Linked DNA regions of Homo sapiens: all the other regions are linked to region 3. A link is a loop called in an ENCODE intact Hi-C map of the cell type or tissue named here. Cell type or tissue: mammary epithelial cell. All regions are shown on one strand.

Region 1 (8,000 bases), 52 kb after region 3:
ATTTTTGGCTTGCAGCCTCTGTTGCAACAATTCAACTCTGCTGTTGCAGTGTGAAATCAGCCATAAACATATGTAAACAAATGGGCATGGCTATGTTCTAATCAAAGTTTCTTTTATCTTTTTTTTTTTCTTTGAGACGGAGTCTCACCCTGATGCCAGGCTGGAGTGCAGTGGCGTGATCTCGGTTCACTGCAACCTCCGCCTTCCGGGTTCAAGTGATCCTCCTGCCTCAGCCTCCCGAGTAGCTGGGACTACAGGCGTGCACCACCACGCCCAGCTAATTTTTGTATTTTTAGTAGAGACGGGGTTTCATCATGTTGGGCAGGATGGTCTCGATCTCCTGACCTTGTGATCCACCCGCCTTGGCCTCCCAAAGTGCTGGGATTACAGGCATGAGCCACTGTGCCTGGCCCCAGTCAAAGTTTCTTTACAAAAACAGGTGATGGGTCAGATTTGGCCCGTGGGCCCAGAGTTTGCCAAACTCTGCATTAGCCCAAAACAGGGGCCTTCACACTGGGTTTCTCAAAACTTGGGATTGTTTGGAAGTGCTTCTGGGGGTTCACAAACGTTTGGCTCTAATTTAAATTATTTGTAGGTGTTTAGGAAGCTATAATAAAAGCATGCACTCAAATGTATTCCAGCATTTCACCATGCAGGAAATCAACATATTAACTGTCAGGTAAGTAAACTCCTTTAGTGAAGACCTCAGAATGGAGCTTCTCTGGCTATCTCCATGCATATGTATGAGCAGTATGACAAAATGGTTGAAAACCTGGGTCCTAGAATCAGATGGACATGAGTTTGAGTCCCAGCACTGCCACTTACTAGCTCTATGGCTTTGGACAAGTTACTTTGCCTCCCTAAACCAGCATGGCCAGGACACCACAAAACAGAGTAGACACTGGCCATAGTGCCGCTGCAGCCTCCTAGAGGCTGCATTGTGGGAAAATGGAGCGCTCACAGTGGAAAGGTCAGCTGAGGCCACGAGGAGACATTCAGGGGACTCAGCGCAGCATTATCTACCAACTGCTATGGAGGTATTTCAAGTTTTAGTCATCAGTTTGGCTGTACTGGTGCACACCAATTGAGTGTCATTATAATGCCAAATCCATCTTGGCTTTGAACTTCTTGCTAGTTTCTATTTTTTTCTGGCACATTCTGATATATCCCCACTACTCTGATTGGGCTCTCAGATAGGAGAGGGGGATGTTTTGCAACTGGCTGAGCAGTCTCAGTGCTTAGTAACAGGGCTTCCATTTTTCTGCTAAGCAGCAGTCCCATTGGCTCTGGGATTTTGCTGGCAGGCATCTCCTGGAACCAGTGTTCTGCAGGGCTTGTTGGGGAAGTGGTGCTCTCAGCTAAAGGGGTCCAGTGTTTCAGAAGCCGTGGCTGCTCCACCTCAGTGCTGCATTCCCTGGTTAGGCCTGGGACTTTGGTGTTCACCTGGCTTTTTAATTTACTGGTGAACAACACTCAATGTTCCTCATCCCTGGGCACCTCCTCACCTCTAAGACAATCAGAAGGCCCGTGTAACTGCTGCCTAAGACTGCCCCTCAGATTTCTGGCTTTTTATTCCAGTGACTGAAAGCTTTTTTCCAGGCCTGAGATGCTCATTTGTGATTTCAATAATAGAATTTAGACTCTTAGTGTTTCTCCATTGCCCAGGGCTGTCTGTGTCTATTAATGATGGCTCCAGTGAAATCCATGGCTTTTACTGCACCTTATCTTTCTGCTTCCAGCATCATATTTTCCTGCTTCCTGAGAGACATGGAATCATCAGTGGTGTTCATCACCAGGCCCTGGGGGCAAGACCACACAGGTCCCAGAATCCCTGCAGTTTTTCTTAATTAGGTGACATCTGGTGCCGTCCCCAGTGCACAGGTCCACCCTGGTCAGTCAGCCTGTTGCCATGCTGTGAGCCTGGGCTGTGCCCGGCCTTGTAGGCTTCTTGCAGTCACTGGTTCTGTGAGCCTTGGAGGCTCTTCCACGGGGGTGATTCTGACCCCTGGGAGTGAGAAGGAGAGGGCCTTTCTGCAGTTCAGCCAAGAATAAAGGAGACTCAGGGCTGAGCTCCCTCCTTCACTTCTTTTTTGTTTCCTTGAGGTTGTTCTTGGCCCTCACAGTACCTCTGTCTAGGCTTGGAGCTCTGGAAGTAGACACAACCCGGGTCTTCTGCCCCAAGGCCTCCTCTGTTAGCCAGAAGGATCCTGGCTGTGCAGTGGAAATGACCTCGTGCAAAGACATTATCATATGCCCTTCCAGGGGCAATAATGCCAGTGTCCCCTGATAAAGCAGTCACTGTGGGTATCTGTCCCAGTCACTCCACACAGCCATACCCTTCCTCCCTGGGACCAGCCTCATGGAGACCTCTGACAATGACAGTAAAAACTCAGCCCAGCCTTTCTCTTCTGGCCCAAATCGTTGCTCATTTGAGAACCGTCTCTGCCTTCTCACTTTGTTCTCCTTCCTGGAATATCTTTCTGCATCTCTTACCCTGCCCCACACTGCACAGAACCTGTGCCCTTTCAGACCCTGAGCTGAGTCCCCAGAAGGACAAAGATCAAAAACCCCAGGGTGTTCTCTTCCCCTATTTCCTACCACCACATCTCCAGGCTTCTGCCCCTCTCATGATACTTTTGGTTTTCTTTACAAAGTGCTTGCTCATGACTAGGATTCCTCCTAGAAGCCTGGCAATCAGTCCACACACAGATGTCTGCTCACCCCTTCTGTCTCCCTGGGGACCAGCCATTGGTGCTTCCACCCTCCCTCTGGAGAGAGCCAGGGATGCTCAGCAAAGGAGGAGGCTGACTCATCAAGCGGTGAGAGTTCTCCTCTGAAAGTGGTGAAGAAGGGGCCGCAGGGGCTCTTGCAAATGTGGAGGATCCGCTGATGCATTTCATGGGGAGGTTATCTCATCCTGGAAGCCCTTGCTCAGCATCCACTGATGGAGAGCTCATTACCTCCAAAGGCAGCTCTGACTGGCTTTCCACTAACAATCCCATAGCTGGAGAATTTTGCTAGTGCACATTTCAGCTCCTTCCTCTCCAAGCATCACTGTCTCAGTACCTTCTGTCTCACACCAGACCTCCTGACACTTCCCACTTCACCCCAGGCAGCACCTCACCCTGGGGCTCAGCCTGGACAACCGCCTACCTCAGCCACTGCACTTTCTTCCCCTAGAATTGAGGCCACAACAGTAGACACCCATGCTCTGTCCCGTTCCCCACCAGCAGAGCTGCTCAACAGGATGCAATAACTGGAGGAATGAGGGTGGTGGAAGTGAGGGTCTTGGCAGGCAAGAGCAACTGAACTTCGGCTCAAAGCAAGAGCAAAGGAAACACTGAGCAGGCAGCTACTAATGCTTCTCCCGGGAAGAGCCTGCAGTGCCCCCTGCTGGCTGGAGGAGAGTTTGTATGCGTGTCCAATTCACTCCCCTTGCTTCCTGGGCTGAGCCCTGATGACCATTCAGGTTAGAGAATCACATGAGCAGATAGGTCATCTTGTCCAGTGGTTTCAAAATGTGTAAAATTATAGATAGAGTTGCTGGGGGCGATTTTGCATTTTGTCCATTTGAGAAAGGCCTCTGAGCTGAGGGGACACATGGGGGCTGAAATCCAGCCTCTATCCTGCTAACTAAGCTGTGTACCCCACTATGGGACTGGGTCAGGCCAGAGGAAGGGATGTCTTTTTGTTCTTCATTCACCTAGACAGTGTCCTTTTGTAATTTGCACAAAGGTGCCATACATACCAGCAGCAGCACTGACACAGAATGCTTCCTTCTAAGAGGGCGATCTTAAAGAACCAAGCTTCTTTGGCTAAAAGGGAGCTTGAAAACTGCCCAAAAGATGGGGAAACTGGGGGCCATGAAGGGGAGGGATTACTCAAAGTCATGCAGTTAATACCAGGACAGAGCTTAGAAGCCAGATCCACTCTCTCCCATAGCAGTGTTGTTTACACCACATTGAGCTAGTTTTCATCCTAAGTCACTATTGAGAAATCCTGGCTTCTCTGACCCTCCCCCTCTCAGACCCATTAACTTCCCCCCTGAAATCCAGCTACTCTGCACAGTCCTACTCTCCTACTCAGGATCATGGCACAGAATTTGCCCCAAAGGAGGGATGTTGAGAATGCCAGACCCGTCTGCATAATTTCCTACAAGTACATCACTCATAGGGATGAGGGCAGACAGGCAGAAGGACAGAACAGTGAGAAACTAGAGGGATCTACCAGAGGAGGTGTCGAAGTATGTCAGGGAGCCTGGAGCAATGTGGATCAGTAAAGCCGGTGGTTCAGCTACTGTGCAGATGGGGCCTGCTTTGCAGGTGCAGTCCGCCGGGGTGTCTGTGCCACACCATAAGGCACATGGGCGGCCACAGTGCCCATCTCCTGAGCCCCAGCCACATGGAACATCTGGTCATCAAAGAAGATGTGTGGGCGGATCTTCTCAAGGAGAGGGCCCTTGGGCGCTCCAGCAAGGAACAAGGCTTCATCTGTCTCCAGGCCCCAGCTGCGCAGGGTCTTGAGAGCCCGGGCCCCGGAACTGGCTGCACTGCGTGCTGTCACCAAGTAGGTACGAATTGGGCACTCCAGCCGCAGGCCTTTGGAGTAGAACTTCTTCTGCAACCTACCCAGTGCCTCCAGAAAGCCCTTTAAGGGGCCCTATGAGAAGGCAAGGGGAACATTGTTAGCTCTACCACCTCCTAAATATTTGCCCCCTGCTCTCCCTAAAGCACTAGTGTCTTGTTTGGTGTGGAAAACTTCAGGATCCCTAAATCTTTCAGTTAGCTCTGCTTATGCCTGCTTAGGCTACTGTGTGCACCAGCGCGGCTCTAGTCAGGGGATCTGTGTTATTGTATATTGGTGCTGGGTCAGGATAACTATCAGGGCAACTGTTGATATGTATCATCCATCCATATGCCCATCAAGGTATACAGATGTCTGTCCTGAAGGTCTGTAACTGTGGCCTTCGATGCCCATCAACAGGGGGGATATTAAAACCATTTAGTAACTATGGCATGGGCGCCCTCCAATCAGAATGGACTCCAGCTATAAACAGCTGGAGAAGATGGACCAATGTGTAAGTGTTGAGTATCAACCGTGCCCATCTGGCACCCAGGTGGCTCAGGGTGTCATCCTCAAGCACTCTAGGGTCAAGGACAATTTATTCTCTACAGTGCCCAGAACAATGAAGCTTCCTGAGGATGTGAGAATAAAAAAACAGACAACGATGAAGAAAACTGCTTATTTCCAAAGCAGCTAGAAATAAACAAAAGTGGGCTCCTCGTCTTGGAGACCTCTCGCTTGCTAGGTAAACTGGAATAAGCAGTGGTCTCCTGGGCCTCTGCTTACCACTTAGTAGGAAAACTCTCCTGCCCTGGATTCCCAAGGATTTCAGAGGCAACTCGCAAGAACAGACATGAACTGAATATTTAGGAGCCACAGCGGAAGCCTGCTGAGCTCTTGGAGAGGGGCTCTGAGATTATTGAGCTCCCGGGTTTTTGTTAAAAGCTCAAATAAGAGCTCCCAGCAGAGCTGGAGAATCCCAACAGCCCCAACTCCAGGGAATTTCCACCAAGCTCTAGGGTATATTCTGTTCTGAGAGACACTGAGCAGTTTGAGGGTGAGTGAGGGTCCCTGTGCCCCCAGCCAAGGGATGGATGGCAGGAGATGTCCCAAAGCAAATGGTCTGCCCCAGATGTCACACCCAGCTGGATCTCCCTACCCCAATGAGGCGCCCCAGTCCAGCAATTCCTTTCCTCCTGTTTCCAGTGAGGGAAACAGGCTTCTTAAGAGGGTGGGCATGGTCTCAGAGGGGCGGGGGATCTCAGGGAGGAAGTGAGGGTTCCAGAGAGAGAATGGGAGCTTCAGAGAGACAGGATGAGGCCTTCAGAGCAGGGCAGGGACTTCAGAGAAGAGGTGGGGACATAGAGAATGGGGACGTCAGGGAGGGAAAGGAGACCTCAGAAATGGGGATTTGAGCTGCAGAGGGGGGATGGGCTTAGAGAGAGGCTTAGATAGAGAATGGAGGCTTCAAAGGAGGGTTGGGACTTCAGTGAGGGGATGTGGGCTCAACAAAGCAGGTGGAAGCTCATTGATGGGGGGTCAGTGGTCAAGTGAGAGGGTCGAGGGGACCAGGCTGGAATCTGGGCTGAGCCTGGGGTTTGTTTGCTTCCAGGCTGGGAGTGCAGGCCAAGGGCAGGTCTGGGGAGCTGCCTTGTTCCTCTCAGGGGTTCTGGGTCTATGGGGAGCACCTGAGCCAGAGGTTTGTTCTCGTGGGCCTTCTCATGCTCGAAGAATCGGTCCAGCCCGTGGGCCTTGACGATGCGCTCCGACTCGTCCGAGAAGAGCACGGCGTCCCCATCGAAGGCCACGCGCAGCTGACTCTGGGACACAACCACATCCCTGCTGGGGCTGAAGATGGTGGCAGCTGCGATCCCTAGGCAGAGAGAGGCAAGCATTGTCTGCCTTCAGGCTGGGCAGTAGGGCTAGAGTGGGCTATCTTAGGCTATCCTTGCCCCACCTGCCTCATACAGGACTCAGGGCAAGGCTGATGAAAACTAATATTTAAAACTTGTAAAAACTGGTAGTGCATGGATCCTGGCCAAGAAGAGGGCAGTAGCAGTGGCTCTGAAGGAGATCTCTAGGGCCCTTGCCTTGCCAGGTTACCCTGTTGGTTATTGCTTTGTGGAAAAGTCTGGGAGGAGTCCCAGGGGGCAGGAGGGCACTCAGGACTCAGGGCAGGAAATATTTACCAACCAGGGTGAAGGAAATTTCAATACTTTAATACCTAGTAAGATCATGCTGCTGTGGACCAGCCAAACATGAGTCCCATCGGCCACTGCCTTCGTGCCAGGGGTGCCTCACAGCCCCTGATGTAGACCGACAGTGGGGCTGGGAAGGAGCCCCAACTCTGGGTTGGCCTCAGTCACTCCCTCACCATTGGTTCTAGCAAGTCACTCACCTTCTCTGGACCACTGTAAAATTAAGGGCCTCTCAGCTCTGGGGCTGAGACCACAGGCTGCAATCGGGTGAGGTGAGTACGTGCACCCTCAGTCTACAGCCACAATGACACCCAGGTATGCCCTGCTGGCGGCTGGCTGTTCAGGGTTCCAAAAAACAACCTAAGTGGCCCTGGGAGACAGCACAAGTGATGGCTAGTTGTGTGCACAGACTGCAACCCTGGGCTCCTCCAGGGGTCCAAGGATGCCTCTCAGGGGTTCAGGCTCCAGGCTAGAGCTGCACTAGATGGCAGAGAGCCAGTGCTGGGAGGCTGGAGACCTGGGCAACTGGCCGAGCTCATTCCCTAGTCTCCATCTCTTCAAAGACCACTTCAGCCCAACTCTTTGAAAACTGAGGATCACAGAGGCTGGGCTTAGGTGAGCTTTGGGAGGAGTGAGCAGTGCTACCTGCACACAACTTCACTAGCCTGAGGATACTACAAGCAGGGCCAGTGCCAGGCATCAAGCCAGGTACCCTCTCAGCTCTGCCAGCACTGGAATCAAGATGACCCAGAACCACCCCTACCCTCAACAGGGCCTCCCCGTGGACCATTCTCCTGCTCCCTAGCCTGAGGTCAAGTTACAAACACACAGAGGCACACCTACATGCCAGTGCCAAGGCCCCAACCAGAGGGTGTGACATCTGTCTAGGGAAATGGCTCCTGGTTCCTGGTTAAAGAAAGCCTCTAGGAGCTCCCAAGCAGCTCAGGAGAGTGAGTTATCAGGGGGAGAGGGGCCAGGCTTCCAGGCAGGAGACAACATGAAAGAGGAAGAGAAAAGTGAATATATTGTTGGTTGATAAAGAAACTTGCCACTAGTGTTCAGCCTAAGGAACCCTCTCAGGTACCTGGCCAGTCCTTGCTCCTCTATGGGCCTGTTTATCTCATGTGCAATAGGATACGCACCTCGTTGGGAGGACTGAGACTATGGATACCACCCAAAACTGCCCCTCGAAAGACACACATAGAGGGACATTCTCTTTGTCAGTACTTGCATCTGGGT
Region 2 (8,000 bases), 110 kb after region 3:
CATTTTTAAAAATCCATTTGTTTGTTGATGGACACAGAAGTTGTTTCCAAATCTTGGCTATTATGAATAGTGCTACAATAAACATGAGAGTGCAGATACCTCTTCGAAATACTGATTTCCTTTCTTTTGGGTATATTCCCATCAGTGGGATTGCTGGGTCATGTGGTAGCTCTATTTAGAGTTTTGAGGAAACTCCAAACTGTTCTCCATAGTGGTTGTACTAATTTACATTCCCACCAACAGTGTATGAGGGTTTCCCATTTCTCCACATCCTCACCAGCATTTGTTATTGCCTGACTTTTGGATAAAAGCCATTTTAATTAACTGGAGAGAGATGATATCTCATTGTAGTTTTGATTTGCATTTCTATGATGATCAGTGATGTTGACTACTCTTTCATATAAGCATTAAGGGTTTACTTTTAGGTGAGTAGTATACAAGGAAGAGCATGCCTCGTGAAGACTGACACCCAGTCCAAAGGCAAGGGTAGGCTTATAAGGGCAAAAGCCACACAGTTTCATAAGGAGAGGTGATTGGTTTAAATAAGTCTTTAGCTTGTCCTCTCAGGATTATTTGGCTGTAATGGAACTGAGCCCCAATTCCATCTGTGCTTTTTTGAATCTTTATTGACCCAGTAAGTCCACGAAGTTGAATCCAAATAAACACTTGAGGCACAAATCGCAAACACAAGAAGTTCCTCATCAGGTTAGGGTTTTTGTTTGTTTGTTTGTTATGGGTTTTTTTCTGATTCTGATCAATTTTCCCAGAAGCAGTTGCTTTGGTTCCTTCTTCTGGGACCCTAACTGATTGATTTTTGCATTTTATTACTCATCCAGGCTCAAAGTCAAGCAGGGTGTAAGTCCATCTACACATGCTCAAGGCTTAGCAAAAATTTCCTTTATCATCTCACTTTTACAGGTGGACCTGTGCCACAGAGGAATTAAGTAACCTTCCCATGGTCACATAGCTGGTAAGTCATAGAGCCAGACTTTGGTAGGTGTGGTAGGTAATTTATTTTTCATGTGAATCAATTTCCCGCTGCCATTCTAACCTTTACGTACCCCTATGGGCCAATCCTTCCTAGTCAAGCAGGTTGACTTCAGAATTAGTGCATTTAACCACTTTGCTGGACTGCTTCGAGGAGAAAAAGAGACAGAGAGGGGAAAGGAGGGAAGAAGAGAGAAGGAGGGCGTTCCTCTGTGTGTATTAAGAGCATGTACTTTAGTGGCAAATAGATGTAGGTTAAAATCCCAGATATGGGTGAATTGAGCGCTGCTGGTGGGCAGTAGAGTCACTGCACCACCGCCGGGACCATGGTGTTCTACTTCACCAGCAGCAGCATTAATTCATCCCAGTACACTATTTACATGGGAAAGGATAAATATGAAAATGAAGATCTGATCAAGCACGGCTGGCCTGAAAATATCTGGGAGAGAACATAGAAGACATTCCAAAGGAAGTGCTGATGGACTGTGCCCACCTTGTGAAAGCCAGTAGCATTCAAGGCTGCAAGATGAACGTTAATGTGGTATATACGCCGCAGTCTAACCTGAAGAAAACAGCTGACATGGATGTGGGGCACATAGGTTTTCACAGGCAGAAGGATGTAAAAATTGTGACATGGGAGAAAAAAGTAAATGAGATCCTGAACTGATTAGAAAAGACCAAAGTGGAGTGGTTCCCAGACCTAGCAGCAGAGAAAGAATGCAGAGATCGTGAAGAGAGGAATGAGAAAACAGCCCAAATTCAGGAAATGAAAAGGAGAGAAAAAGAAGAAATGAAGAAGAGGGAAATGGATGAACTTAGGAGCTATTTACCACTAATGAAAGTTGAAAATATGTCTTCAAATCAGGATGGCAATGATTCAACTGAATCCATGTAAAAGGAGAAAAGGACCTTTGAAAGATGTGAATGTAGAGACAATTGCAGACCTTTTGGTTTCATCTGTATTCTGAAGTATAAAATACAACCAAAATTCTACCTTCATCCTACCCAGAAATTATTGATTTTGGAGTTTTAAAAAAATTGTACCTTTTTTGTTGACAGAAAAGGATCAGATATGTATAAAATAGTTGAACTTGACAGCATATAACTTAAAGCAAAAATGTTTTTGCCAGAACATGTCTTGGTACTTTGTGAAAGCTGGCTGCCCTTGTTCTTGAGATTGACTTTAAAATGAACCACTCTGAAAAGTACTTCTGTTGCTGTGATCTATCCCTGAAAACAGATGTCTTGAAACACTTTTCATATTCTTAAAATAATCTTCACTTCTGTTAAGAAGAACATGTTGGTGGGTAATTATGCGAATGTTTCCCTGTCCCTGATTTCCAGATTAGAAAAAAGGGCATATGGGTTTTGAAAAAGAGATTTTCAGAAGATTGTCAGCTTCAGTATTCACGTTCCATCGTGTCATCTGGGTCTGTTAGTGTAGTGACCCACAGCACAGTCTGTCCCAGCTTTTACGTCCTTGCTTCTTCTGAGCAGGGCCTCCTCCATCTTAGTATCATCATATTTAAAGAAATTGATGGTGTTCATCAAGGTGGGGCCTGTGGCAGTTGTTGCCTGAGCACCAAGTAACCCAAGCCACCTATGCAACAACTTCTGGGCTCTGGAGTAATTTCTCAGCATTGAGGGTAAAATAGGAAGGAATGCTCTGTTGATCATTTGGCAGATGTAGGTTACCTGATTTGTGCCTTGGGATGCAGCATGAAGCAGAAGTCCATATTGCAATTATGATTTTAGAAGGAAATAAGCGTTTCACTAGCCAGCCAAGTAATTATATTCTTTACCTTGAAATCATATTTGAGTTGTGGCCCCAGAGTTCAATTTCTCATTGTAGATTCAGTAACTTACTATATAACATTACTTCTCACTTGAACCACTCACTATCTGTTGTGATTCTGAGCAGAAGATGTCTTTTGATTGCAGTATGTAAGGGAACCCCTGTAGAAGGAGACAAAACAAGAAGAAAGAGAACAAAGCCTGCAGGACCAGAGGCATACAGGTGGACATTTTACTCACACCCACAGCAGCAAGAATGACCTCCTGCAGCAGATATTCCACCTGTAATAGCGCTTTGGAATTCTGGGCAAAACCAAAAGGCTAGTGTTTCCAAATATTCCATGTTGGTGTATGGGGTTGAACTGGAAAATTCCCTGAGGCATGATTCATTGGCCAAATTTTGATAGGGTATAGAAGATGACTTTAGAGATGAGTGGTTTTGTGTACGTGTCTAATGATATTCAGCTTGACGTTCTGCAATTTTAAAAGTTATAATAAAGTATAATTTTTTATCTGAAAAAAAATCCCAGATCTGCTTTTTGCTATTTACAAGTTATGTGAACTAAGAAAATTATTTAGATTTTCTAAGGCTCAGTCTCTTCATCTGTAAAAATGAGAAAAAAAAAAAAAGTACATAACCTAAAAGGGCAGTTTATTCTAGATGGTTTTTTAAAACAGCATACCAATTTATGATCCATGACTGCCCCCTAGAGGTAAAATTAAAATACTGCTCCATAATTGTGCTAAATATAATCCCGGAAAGAAGGTACAGACTACAGCTGTGATTATAGGTTCAAGTTGACAGCAAGACTCATGAGACAGAAATAAATTGTAACCTAGAATACAAGGCAGAAGATATGGCAGATGCTACATCTTTATCTCACCAGGTGGCCCAGCAGCTACCGAAGTACACATGTCCTGTTGTCATTCATCCACAGGGCAATTACAGCTGCCACGGGCTAGCCAAGGTGTGCAGCGATCACTTTGACTCATAGAACCTAAAGCCTTAGTCAGGCGCAGTGGCTCATACCTGTAATCCCAGCACTTTGGGAGGCTGAGGCAGGAGGATCTCTTGGGCCTAGTCTGAGACCAGCCTGGGTCTCAGGCAAGGCCCTGTCTCTTTAAATAAATAAATAAATAAATAAATAAATAAATAAGTAAGTAAGTAAATAACCTGAAACCTCTATTTCTCACCAATATTTCCTGCCATTCCCAGTTGCATACGCTCATGACCTGTATGCTCACTGACAATGCCTCCAGACCCATGCGCAGTTCCACACAATTGTGTAGTCAGCATACACAACATCCCCTGTTTATGTTAACTCTGCAGTTTCCAAGGAAACAGTATTGTGGAAGACCAAGGTCAGTGTCAGGCAGGCTTGCATCAGCCCCAGCCTGATATTAATTTTCCCTTTACTCACAGAAGCATAATTTAACATTAAGAAATGTTTCCCTGTGATTTGCCAATTAAGTGATAAAGGAGAAAAATCATACAATCCTCTCAAAAATGCAAAAAACATCATTCAACAAAACTAAATGTGGATTCATAATTTTTAAAAAACCCTTAACAAATTAGGAATAGAAGGGAACTTTTTCAACCTGTTAAAGGGTATCTACCCCAAACATAAACTTTATGCTTGAAAGTTTGGAAGCATTTCCATTAAGTCAGGAACAAGATTGCTATCAGCACTATTATTCACCATTATACTGGAGCTCCTAGCCAATGTAATAAGAGAAATAAACAAGAAGTGTTAACATAGAAAAACAGAACACTATCCATATTTGCAGGTGATATTACAGTCAATGAGAAAATCCAAGAGAATATAGAGAAAAACTATTTAAACCAATAAGAGTATTAGGCATAAAATATACCATTCCCAGGGTTGATAACAACTCTAAGGCATCTAGGACTATATCTCATAAAGGATATACTAGACCTTCATAGAGGACAATACAAAATGTTTTTAAATATATAAAAAGAATATGAATAAAATAATAAATGGAGAGATATTGATGGGAATACTTACTATTATAAAGGTATCACTTCTCTCCCAAAATAAACCTACAAATTAAATTCATTCCAATACAAACTCAGCAGGATTTTTTGTTGTAACTGGATTAACAGGTCCTAAAGTTCATATGAAAGAGTAAATGTCCATGAACATGCAAGATACTTCTGAAAAAAAGAATAAAATACCAGATATAACAAATGAATGTTAAACTACAGAAATTAAATAGAGTACAGTCAATTCAGACCAACCTAAAGGGGTAGAGAGCCCAGATACAGTCCAAACACATTGGTCTTTTAATCACCTACAAAGCCTCACATGATCTGACCTCATCTCTCCAGCCACTTGCCTCAGCTCACTCCACTTCAGCCACACTGGCCTTGCTATTCCTTGAACTTGCCAGGCCAGGCCAGTGTGGGCTCTTGACACTGACTTTTCCCTCTGTCTGGAATACTGTTTATACAGATAATTCCCTTACCTACTTCTGGTCTGCATTCCCATATAACCTTCTCAATGAGACCCACCCTGACTTCTCCATTTAGAATCATCACTCATGTCCCTAACTCAGATCCTTCTTGCCCTTCTCTACTTTTTCTCCACCCCTCACAGAACTTATCACCTTCTAACACTCCAAATAATTTACTTATTGTGCTCATTGTTTTTAAAAATCCATCTGCCCCTGCTAGAATGTAAGCCCCACAAGGGTATAGATCTCTGTTTTGTTAGATCTCAAGTACTTTAACAGTTCCTGGCATATAGTAGGCACTCAATAAATACCAGTGGAATAAATCAATGGAACAAGGGCATTTCCAGTAGTAATAAATGCTATAAAGCAAATAACACAGGGGCATGTGACAGAATAACTGGGGCAGGCTTCTATAAATTGATTAATCAGGGAAGAACTCTCTGACTGAGTGACTTGTAGTGGTAGGCTGGCAAATATTTAGCAACTGACTCCAAAACAAAAGCCCTGATTTATAGCTTTTGCCTATTTCCATGGTGTAAATATTCCCACCATGGCCAATTCGAAGTTACTGGCATAACATAACTGAATAGGGAGTTGGAAAGAGATGCACACACCTGGCTCTCACAAGCCAATGCAAGCCAGCTCCAACACACCACTGCACTTGTATGGAATGGGAGAGCTCCATACAGGATTCTTGAGTGAATCACTAGAATGTAAACTCGATGAGAATGGGATTTCCTGTGTCCTCAGCACCTAGAATATTTCCTGGTGTATTACATTTGCTTAGTAAATACTTCTTGAATGACTGAATGACTGAATACATACATAAGTGTAGGAATTTCTTCATTCACTTTTACCCAAGTGAGTACCTAGCTTATTTGCCACCTGGAATGGATAATTTTTTTACTGTCCCTCTTTTTCATATGACAAAATCATTTTCAGTAAAATCATGAAATAAAATGAATAATAATAAGAATAGGCTGGGCATGGTGGCTCACACCTATAATCCCAGCACTTTTGGAGGCCGAGGCGGGTGGATCACCTGAGGTCAGGGGTTCAAGACCAGCCTGGCCAACATGGTGAAACCCCGTCTCTACTAAAAATACAAAAATTAGCTGGGGGTGGTGGCGGGCGCCTGTAATCCCAGCTACTCAGTAGGCTGAGGCAGGAGAATCACTTGAACCTGGGAGGCGGAGGTTGCAGTGAGCCGAGATCGTGCCATTGCACTCCAACCTGGGCGACAAGAGTGAAACCGTGTCTCAAAAAAATAATAATAATAGTAATAATAAGTCCCAGAAATTAAAAAGCAGATAGTAAGAACTTTTGTCTATATAAATAAATAAATGCCAATATAAATGAATATTACAATACAAAAAGGAAAAGAGTAATTAATGAATAATTTTAATTACCTTAATGTGTTTTTTGAAAAAAGGAAAAAACCTACTTATTTTGTTCTGTAATGGTAATTAATATTACAATTATGATTTTTGAGCCTTAACTTCTGCAAATTTGTCAATGACTGTGTCTAAATTTATCTTTTTTGCAGCCTTATGTTCAATAGACAGTACAGACAGATTTTTCTTTTTCTTTTTGTGGGGGATTTTCTAGTAAAAAATGGAAAACCTGCTAGACAAATTCTTAAAAAGCTATAACACAGATAAATTTTTCTATCTTCACTCAGAGTTGATTGAAAAACCCATTTTATTAATTTCAAATTTAAAAAGGTTGTTTCACATGAAGCAACATACATACAAATACTTAGGAAAAGTCTTAAACATAGGAAAATTTGTCAAAGACTCGTAAAAACCCCATCTCACAAATTCCAGAGATTAAAATTCTGTCCATGTATTTATTCATTGGAACTTATTCAAGTAACTTTCAAATGTCTCCTCAGTTAAAAAAATTCCATTAAAATATATTTACCAGAAAATTTATCAAGTATTTATGTCATATTTGGTTCAAATAAAAGGGTTTCACTTCTCCTGCAAAAATCAGAAGTTTGCTAAATCATGATGAACATTAACATTATTTGATCCATTTGTTTAGAATGAGTGTCCAGACCTCTGTGAAAACAATTTAGTCGTAAAAACATTATCATTTTTATTTCTTCTGGTAGTGTAAGACCGACATCTTTTTTTATTATTATTTTTGAGACAGAGTCTCGCTCTGTTGCCCAGGCTGGAGTGCAGTGGCATGATCTCAGCAACTCAACCCAGGAGGCTGAGAGTGCAACCTCTGCCTCCTGGGTTCAAGTGATTCTCCCACTTCAGCCTCCTGAGTAGCTGGTACTACAGGTGTGCACCACCACGCCTGGCTAATTTTTGTATTTTCAGTAGAGATGGAGTTTCACCATGTTGGCTGGCTCTTCTTGAACTCCTGGCCTCAAATGATCCATCCGCCTTGGCCTCCCATGGTGATGGGATTACAGGCGTGAGCAGCATCTTTTGTTGTTTCTCTCAGTATTCCTCTTTGGGCTTCTTTTTTCTATGCAAATATCCATTTCCTTGCCTTTTATTGTTCCATAATTAATGCCCACCTCCATAATTTTGTATAGCAGTTGAAAGTTATTAATTTTTAAACAGCTTTATTGAGTTGTAATTTACCTATCATGAAGGGCATCCATTGTAAATGTATAATTCAATGATCTTTAGTAACTCTATAAATCACAATCCAGCTTTAGAACATTTTCATCATCTCAAAAAGTTTACTTGTTCCTGTTTGTAGTTAGTCCCTGCTCCCACCGC
Region 3 (8,000 bases):
CTTTGCAGATTGGCTTATTTATTTTTATTTTTTACTTAAGATGGAGTTTTGCTCTGTTGCCCAGGCTGGAGAGCAATGGCACGATCTCAGCTCACTGTGACCTCTGCCTCCTGGGTTCAAGCGATTCTCCTGCCTCAGCCTCCCAAGTAGCTGCAGGCGCACACCACCACGCCCAGCTAATTTTTGTATTTTTAGTAGAGACAGGGTTTCAGCATCTTGTCCAGGCTGGTCTCGAACGCCTGACCTCAGATGATCCACCCGCCTTTGCCTCCCAAAGTGCTGGGATTACAGACATAAGCCACTGTGCCCAGCCTCAGATTGCCTTCTTTCACTTAGTAACATGCATTTGTTTCCTCCATTTCTTTCTGTGGCTTGATAGCTGATTTATTTTTAGAGTTGAATTAATATTCAATTGTATGGATGTACCACAGTTTCTCCATTTACCTACTAAAGGACATCTTAGTTGCTTCTAAGTTTTGACAATTATGAATAAAACTGCTATAATCATCCATGCACAGGTTTTCTGGGCGGATATGTTTTTAACTCATTTGGTTAAATATTAAAAAGCATGACTGCTGTGTTGTATGGTAAGAGTATGTTTAGTTTTGTATTCCTTTACATTTAAAAATGTTTCATAGTTTTCTGAGAAAACATCTAGCCATCTTTTGTTATATGTATATTTTGTATATTGATCAATGCAGATCAATATGTTACATGTATATTCCTAGGTGCCTTATAATTTTTGTTGCTATTGGAAATGCATTATAAATAATACATTCTTTCTTTTTTTTTTTTTTTGAGACAGATTCTCACTCTGTCGCCAGGCTGGAGTGCAGTGGTGTGATCTCGGCTCACTGCAACCTCTGCCTTCCAGGTACAAGTGATTCTGCTGCCTCAGCCTCCCGAGTAGGTGGGACTACAGGTGTGTGCCACAACGCTCACCTAATTTTTGTATTTTTAGTAGAAACGGGGTTTCACCATGTTGGCCAAGATGGTCTTGATCTCTTGACCTCGTGATCCACCCACCTCGGCCTCCCAAAGTGCTGGGATTACAGGCGTGAGCCACCCCACCCAGCTTTTTTTTGCTTTTTTTTTTTTGAGATGGAGTCTTGCTCTGTCCCCCAGGCTGGAGTGCAGGGGAGCCATCTCGGCTCACTGCAACCTCCGCTGCCCGGGTTCAGGCGATTCTCCTGCCTCAGCCTCCTGAGTAGCTGGGATTACAGGCAAGCACCACCACACCTGGCTAATTTTTGTATTTTTAGCAGAGACAGGGTTTCTCTATGTTGGCCAGGGTGGTCTCAAACTCCTGACCTCGGTGATCCACCCACCTCAGCCTCCCAAAGTGTTGGGATTACAGGTGTGAGCCTCCAAGCCCAGCCACATTGAGAGGTGAAGCCACCTGGACTTCTGGGTTGGGTGGGGACTTGGAGAACTTTTCTGTCTTACAAGAAAATTGTAAAATGCACCAACTGGCACTCTGTAGCTAGGATTGAAAAATGCACCAATCAGCGCTCTGTGGCTAGCTAGAGGTTTGTAAAATGCGCCAATCAGCACACTGTAAAATGGACCAATCAGTGCTCTGTAAAATGAACCCATCAGCAGGACATGGGTGGGGACAAATAAGGGAATAAAAGCTGGCCACCCCCCCCCACCCCAGCCAGCCACCACAACCGGCTTGGGTCCCCTTCCAAGCTGTGGAAGCTTTGTTCTTTCACTTTTCATAATAAAACTCGCTGGTGCTTACTCTTTGGGCCCGTGCCATCTTTAAGAGCTGTAACACTCACCGGGAAGGTCCACAGCTTCATTCTTGAAGTCAGTGAGACCAAGAACCCACCAGAAGGAACCGACTCTGGACACAATATGTTCTTATTTGTTGTTACTCCAATAAGCAATTAACAAGAGTGCTGTCAGAATGTGTGGGATGATCTTGTATTCAACTAACCTGTCAAATACTCTTATCAATTCTAATGCTCTGCATGTAGATTTTTATTTTCCAAATAGAAAATGAATCATGCATATAAGAATGGTGTTACCTCTTCCTACTTCCTAAGCCTCTGATTTCTATTATATTTATTACATTAGCTAGAAATGCCCATCAAATTTTGAATAAAGGGCATTCATATTTTTAACTTTTATGGGAATGCTAGAGTTTCACCGTTGAATTTGATGTTTAGGAATTTGGCAAATATCCTTTATAGGGTTAAGGTATTATCCTACTAATCCTAATTTGCTAAGATTTGAAAAATGAATGAATTCATCAAATGATTATTTATTTAAGTGATTATATACTTTTTATCTTTTAATGTATTAAGGTTCAGAACAGGAATTCTTTCCCTGTTGTTAACCTATCCTTGCATTTTTGGCTAAACTCTACTACATATTTGCTTCTAATTTAGATGTCATATGGATTCTGTTTTATTATTTAGGATGTTTGTATCTATAACCGTAACTAAGCTTGTTCTAAAATGTTCTTACCTTTAATTGCCCTGTCGTGGGCTGATGACAAGGGCATACTAGTATTACAAAACAAGTTAGGCAGTTTTCCCTTCTTTTCCACCCAGTAAAAACAGTTTGTATAAAACAGAATGTATTAGTCAGGGCTCGGCGTGGTGGCTTACGCCTGTAATCCCAGCATTTTGGGAGGCCGAGGCGGGCAGATCATTTGAGGTCAGGAATTTGAGACCAGCCTGGCCAACGTGGTGAAACCCCATCAATACCAAAAATACAAAAATTAGTTGGGTGTGATGGCACATGCTTTTAGTCCCAGCTACTTTGGAAGCTGAGGCACGAGATTCTCTTGATCCCGGGAGGCGGAGGTTGCAGTGAGCCGAGATAGCGCCACTGGACTCCAGCCTGGGTGACAGAGCAAGAGCCTGTCTCGAAAAAAAAAAAAATGTATTAGGGCTCTCCAGAGAAACAGAACCAACAGGACTTATTTTTATTTATTTATTTTTTTTTTGAGATGGAGTCTCGCTCTGTCGCCCAGGCTGGAGTTCAGTGGCACAATCTTGGCTCACTGCAATCTCCACCTCCCGGGTTCAAGCGATTCTCTTGCCTCAGCCTCCCGAGTAGCTGGGACTACAGGCGCCTGCCACCAGGCCCAGCTAATTTTTGTATTTTTAGTAGAGACTGGGTTTCATCATATTGCCCAGGCTGGTCTTGAACTCGTGACCTTGTCATCCGCCCACCTTGGCCTCCCAAAGTGCTGGGATTACAAGCGTGAGCCACTGCACCCGGCCAGGACCCATTTATTTATTATGAGAAACTGGCTTATGTGATTATGAAGGTTGAGAAGTCCCAAGATCTGCAGTTAGCAAGCTGGAGACCCAGGAGAGCCAATGTGTGTTCCAGTCTGAAAGTCTACTGGCTTGAGATCCAAGAAAAGCCAATGTTTCAGTTCAAATCTATAGAATGGAAAAGACCCATGTCCCAGCTCATACGGTCAGGCAGGAGACATTGCCTCTTACTTGAGGGAGGGGTGGCCTTTTTGTTCTATTCAGGTCTGACTGGATGAGGGCCACCCACATGGGGGCATGCAGTTTGCTTTATTCAGTCAAGTGTTAATCCCATCCAAAAACAGCCTCACAGATACACTCACAATGTTTGACCAAATAAACCGAGCAGTCCATGACTCAGTCAAGTTGACACATAAAATGAATCACATAGTGAGAATATATTCTTTGAAGGTCTGGACAACTGAGCTGTGAGTCCCAACAAGCCTGTTATCCTTTGCTCATTTGTTTGGGTGTGGAAGTGTGGGTGACGTATTTTTCATCAGGGTAATTCCCCTGGAGCCATTCTCTCCTACAAGGGCCTACATGGGATGATCCTCCCTGGCTCCTTTGGAGAAACCCTGATCTTAGTCCTTGAAGACTAACAGCATCCAGGAGACTAAAAAACGATGGGCTGTTTTATCTGTAGAAACTACTAGCCTTTGGGCGACACCATTTGGGGAGTTTGTATTTATCATAGCAGTTATGCCGTTATTCCAACTGACCACTAGAGGGCAGTAATGGCTTATAAAACCGGATCCAGTGTGACAAAAGGGCTTTAAAGAAGCTAACGTATGGTGGATTAAAAGGTAGATTTTTGCCTGTAATCCCAGCACTTTGGGAGGCCGAGGCGGGCGGATCACGAGGTCAGGAGATCGAGACCATCCCGGCTAAAACGGTGAAACCCCGTCTCTACTAAAAATACAAAAAATTAGCCGGGCGTAGTGGCGGGCGCCTGTAGTCCCAGCTACTTGGGAGGCTGAGGCAGGAGAATGGCGTGAACCCGGGAGGCGGAGCTTGCAGTGAGCCGAGATCGAGCCAGTGCACTCCAGCCTGGGCGACAGAGCGAGACTCCGTCTCAAAAAAAAAAAAAAAAAAGGTAGATTTTTTTTTTTTTTTTTTGCCCGGGCGTGGTGACTCATGCCTGTAATCCCACCACTTTGGGAGGCCGAGGCGGGCAGATCACCTGAGCTCAGGAGTTTGAGACCAGCCTGGCTAACATGGCGAAACCTCGTCTCTATTAAAAATACAACAATTACCCAGGCATGATGGTGGGCACCTGTAATACCCAGCTACTCGGGAGACCGAGACCGGAGAACGTTTTGAACCCGGGAGGCAGAGGTTGCAGTGAGCCGAGATCACGCCCCTTCACTCCAGCCTGGGCGACAGAGCAAGACTCCGTCTCAAATGAAAAAAAAAAAAAAAAGAAAAAAAAAGGTCGATTTTTTTCCCCCTTCTCTGTCCTTAGGAACTTCAGACTTCAAGAATCTAAGAAACTTGGTCGGGCACGGTGGCTCATGCCTGTAATCCCAGCACTTTGGGAGGCCGAGGTGGGCGGATCACGAGGTCAGAAGATCGAGACCATCCTGGCTAACATGGTGAAACCCCATCTCTACTAAAAACACACAAAAAATTAGCCAGGCATGGTGGCAGGCGCCTGTACTCCCAGCTACTCGGGAGGCTGAAGCAGGAGAATGGCGTGAACCGGGAAAGCGGAAGTTGCAGTGAGCCGAGATTGCACCAACGCACTCCAGCCTGGGCCACAGAACAAGACTCCGTCTCAAAAAAAAAAAAAAAAAAAAAAAAAATCTAAGAAACTTGTTCAGGCCAGGTGTGGTGGCTCATGCTTGTAATCTTAGCACTTTGGGAGGCCGAGGTGGGAGGATTGCTTGAGCCCAGAAATTTGAGACCAGCCTGGCCAACATAGGGAGACCCCATCTCTACAAAAAAATAAAATTAGCTGGGCCTCCTGGCGCGCACACTTGTAGTCCCAGCTATTCAGGAGGCTGAGGCAGGAGGATCTCTTGAGCTCTGGAGGTGAAGGCTGCAGTGAGCCGAGATCATGCCACTGCACTCCCACTCCATCCTGGGCAACAGAGTGAGACCTTGTGTGAAAAAATAAAAATTAAAGAGAGAGAGAAAAGAAAGTTGTCCAAATCATATATTCCAGTACACAGCAAATCTGGAATGTTAACCTAGGTTTTTCTGACTCCAAATTTCATGGTTTCTGGTGTGGGTACAAATCAATTATTCTTCTTTCATTCTTTTTAAAAAAAATTTGGCCGGGCGCGGTGGCTCACGCCCGTAATCCCAGCACTTCGGGCAGTCGAAGCAGGCGGATCACGAGGTCAGGATATCAAGACCATCCTGGCTAACATGGTGAAACCCCATCTCTACTAAAAAATACAAAAAATTAGCCGGGCGTGGTGGCTGGAGCCTGTAGTCCCAGCTACTCGGGAGGCTGAGGCAGGAGAATGGCGTGAACCCGGGAGCTGGAGCTTGCAGTGAGCGGAGATCGCGCCACCGCACTCTAGCCTGGGAAACAGGACAAGACTCCGTCTCAAAAAAAAAAAAAAAAATTCATTCACTCATGGAAAGCAGCATAACAGAGTGGCTAAGAATTCAGTCTCTGGAGTCAGACCATTTGGATTAAAATTCTGGCTCTTTCACATACTAGCTAGCACCATAAGTGATCTGTGCCTCAATTGTCTGATCTGTGTATGGGGATATTAGAACTTACCTTGTAAAATTATTGCAAAAATGAAATGATACATTAAAAGTGTTTAGAACAGCTGAGTGCAGTGGCTCACGCCTGTAATCCCAGCACTCTGGGAGGCCGAGGCGGGCGGATCAGTAGGTCAGGAGATCGAGACCATCCTGGCTAACACGGTGAAACCTCGTCTCTACTAAAAATACAAAAAAATTAGCCAGGCGTGGTAGCGGGCGCCTGTAGTCCCAGCTACTCTGGCAGCTGAGGCAGGAGAATGGCATGAACCCGGGAGGTGAGCTTGCAGTGAGCCGAGATCGCGCCACTGCACTCCAGCCTGGGCGACAGGGCTAAACTCCGTCTCAAAACAAAACACAAAAAGTGTTTAGAACAGCGTATGGTCCTTAATAAGTACTTAAATTCAAGCTATTATTAACTCAACCAGTATTTCTTAAGCAACTACCCTGTTCTAGTACCACTGTTCTAGGTACTGGGGTAGCAATCATACTCGTACAGAGCTTACCTGTTGGAGCTTATATTCTAGAAAGGGAGATGGACAACAAAATAAGAAAAGTTTGTATTTTTTTCCCCATGAATATGAACGAATATGGCCAAAAATAGAGCATGGAAGAGGACTGGGAGTGCTGGTGGAGGAAGGCTTGCTACCTAAATGGGGCTGTCAGAGGCAGCTGCTCTGAGGCGACATCCAGAAAAATCCAAAGGAGGTGAGGCAGCCAGCTAGGAGGCTAAGACTCATGCGCATGCGTAGGAGCAGAATATTGCGCAAAGAGGAGTGAGGATAAGGGCTGGAGGCTGGACCACACCGGCCTTCAAGAAAGGGGAAAGGGACCATGTGATGCTAATTTTATGTCGTCTTGGCTAGGCTGTGGTGCCCATGGTTTGGACAAACAAGTCTAGCTGTTGCTACGAAGGCAAACTTTGGAATGTGATTAACATTTAATTAGTAGACTTTGAGTAAAGCAGATGACCCTCTATATGGTGGGCGGGCCACTCGGTTGAAGACCTTAAGAATAATGACTACGGTCTCCCGAGGAAGGAGGATTTCTGCCTCCAGACCGCAACATCGAAATTCGACTTGAGTTTCCAGCGTTCGCGCTTGAAAATGCAACATCAACTCTTCCTGAATTTCCAGGCTGCCAACCTGCCTGCCCTGTGGATTTCAGAGTTGCCTGTCACCTGAACATCAAATGAGCCAGTTCCTTAAAATAAATCTCTCTTCTCAGGAATGCTCTAATACTGGCCACGGTCGCAGAAGGGAGGGAAGAATGGGGCGAGGACGATGAAACAGGGCCAGCGGTGAAGTGAGGTGGGGAGCCGATGGTGAGCCTGGAGCCACTGGGAGGGCGCCGGCCTTTGCACTGGTTGGGAGTCCCTGGAGGGCTCAGAGCAGAAGGGAGACTCGGTGGCCTGCAGTGTTCAAAGCGCCCTCTGGCGGCCGGGAGGAGCGGGGGCTGCAGGGACCCGGGTGATGGGAGGGAGCCTCCGGAGGAGGCGCAGGGGCGAGGGGACCTGGTGCGGGCTTGGACCTCGGCCGTGGCGCCCACGGTGAGACACGGACACTTTCTGATGTATCCTGAAGATGGAGCGGAGAGGATGTGCGGGCACTCTGGGTGCGGGCTGTGAGAGAAGAGGTGTCAGGGTCAACTCCAGGGCTTTCGGGCTGAGTAGCTGGAAGAACAGAGTTGCCATTTCCCGAGAGCAGGAAGATTTGGGGAGGAGTCTGTCCCGGAGCCGGCCGCGGGGGCAGGAGCTGGGCTTTGGACGTGTTCGTTCTGGACGCCTCTGGGCCTTGGCTGCTGATGTCCAAGCCTGCACCCTCAGGGGCCTGGGTTGCAGATGTGAATTTGGCGGCTCTGAGCCGGGCCTCGTCCCGACCACACAGGGAGGACAGCAGAGCCTGCGCGGGACCGGGGCCTGTGCTCCTCCCTCTGCTCCTGCAGCGCGGGCCTTGTCCTCAGAATTTCTCCCAGCCGCCCTGCGCCTCCCCAGGCGGGGTCTCC

Evidence for each region. Peaks named below come from ENCODE experiments on the same cell type or tissue, not always from the same donor. Only the 100,000 strongest peaks of a DNase experiment are listed, where the experiment ranks them.
Region 1: it touches region 3 in a loop (5-fold over the local background); 108 of 110 quality-filtered maps call a loop at or near these places.
Region 2: it touches region 3 in a loop (10-fold over the local background); 101 of 110 quality-filtered maps call a loop at or near these places.

What each region holds. Positions count from the first base shown.
Region 1 is chr1:39,654,828-39,662,827 of GRCh38, forward strand. It overlaps NT5C1A (5'-nucleotidase, cytosolic IA), which reads right to left. Exons shown (of 6, transcript NM_032526.3): 5 at 6,252-6,436; 6 at 1-4,659. The coding sequence ends at 4,294. Among named protein-coding and RNA genes, the nearest start is that of NT5C1A, 13 kb to the right of the region's middle. RefSeq lists enhancers at 3,229-3,298, 3,250-3,544. In mammary epithelial cell, a CTCF peak has its summit at 3,400 (motif pointing left); no DNase peak of the experiment used is centred here.
Region 2 is chr1:39,716,715-39,724,714 of GRCh38, forward strand. It overlaps the pseudogene CCDC25P1 and the pseudogene RNU7-121P. Among named protein-coding and RNA genes, the nearest start is that of PPIE, 18 kb to the right of the region's middle. In mammary epithelial cell, a CTCF peak has its summit at 3,492 (motif pointing left); a DNase peak (open chromatin) is centred at 5,957.
Region 3 is chr1:39,602,361-39,610,360 of GRCh38, forward strand. No RefSeq gene overlaps it. Among named protein-coding and RNA genes, the nearest start is that of PABPC4, 30 kb to the left of the region's middle. RefSeq lists an enhancer at 7,777-7,946. In mammary epithelial cell, CTCF peaks have their summits at 3,967 (motif pointing right) and 7,439 (motif pointing left); a DNase peak (open chromatin) is centred at 3,691; H3K27ac peaks cover 1,034 bases.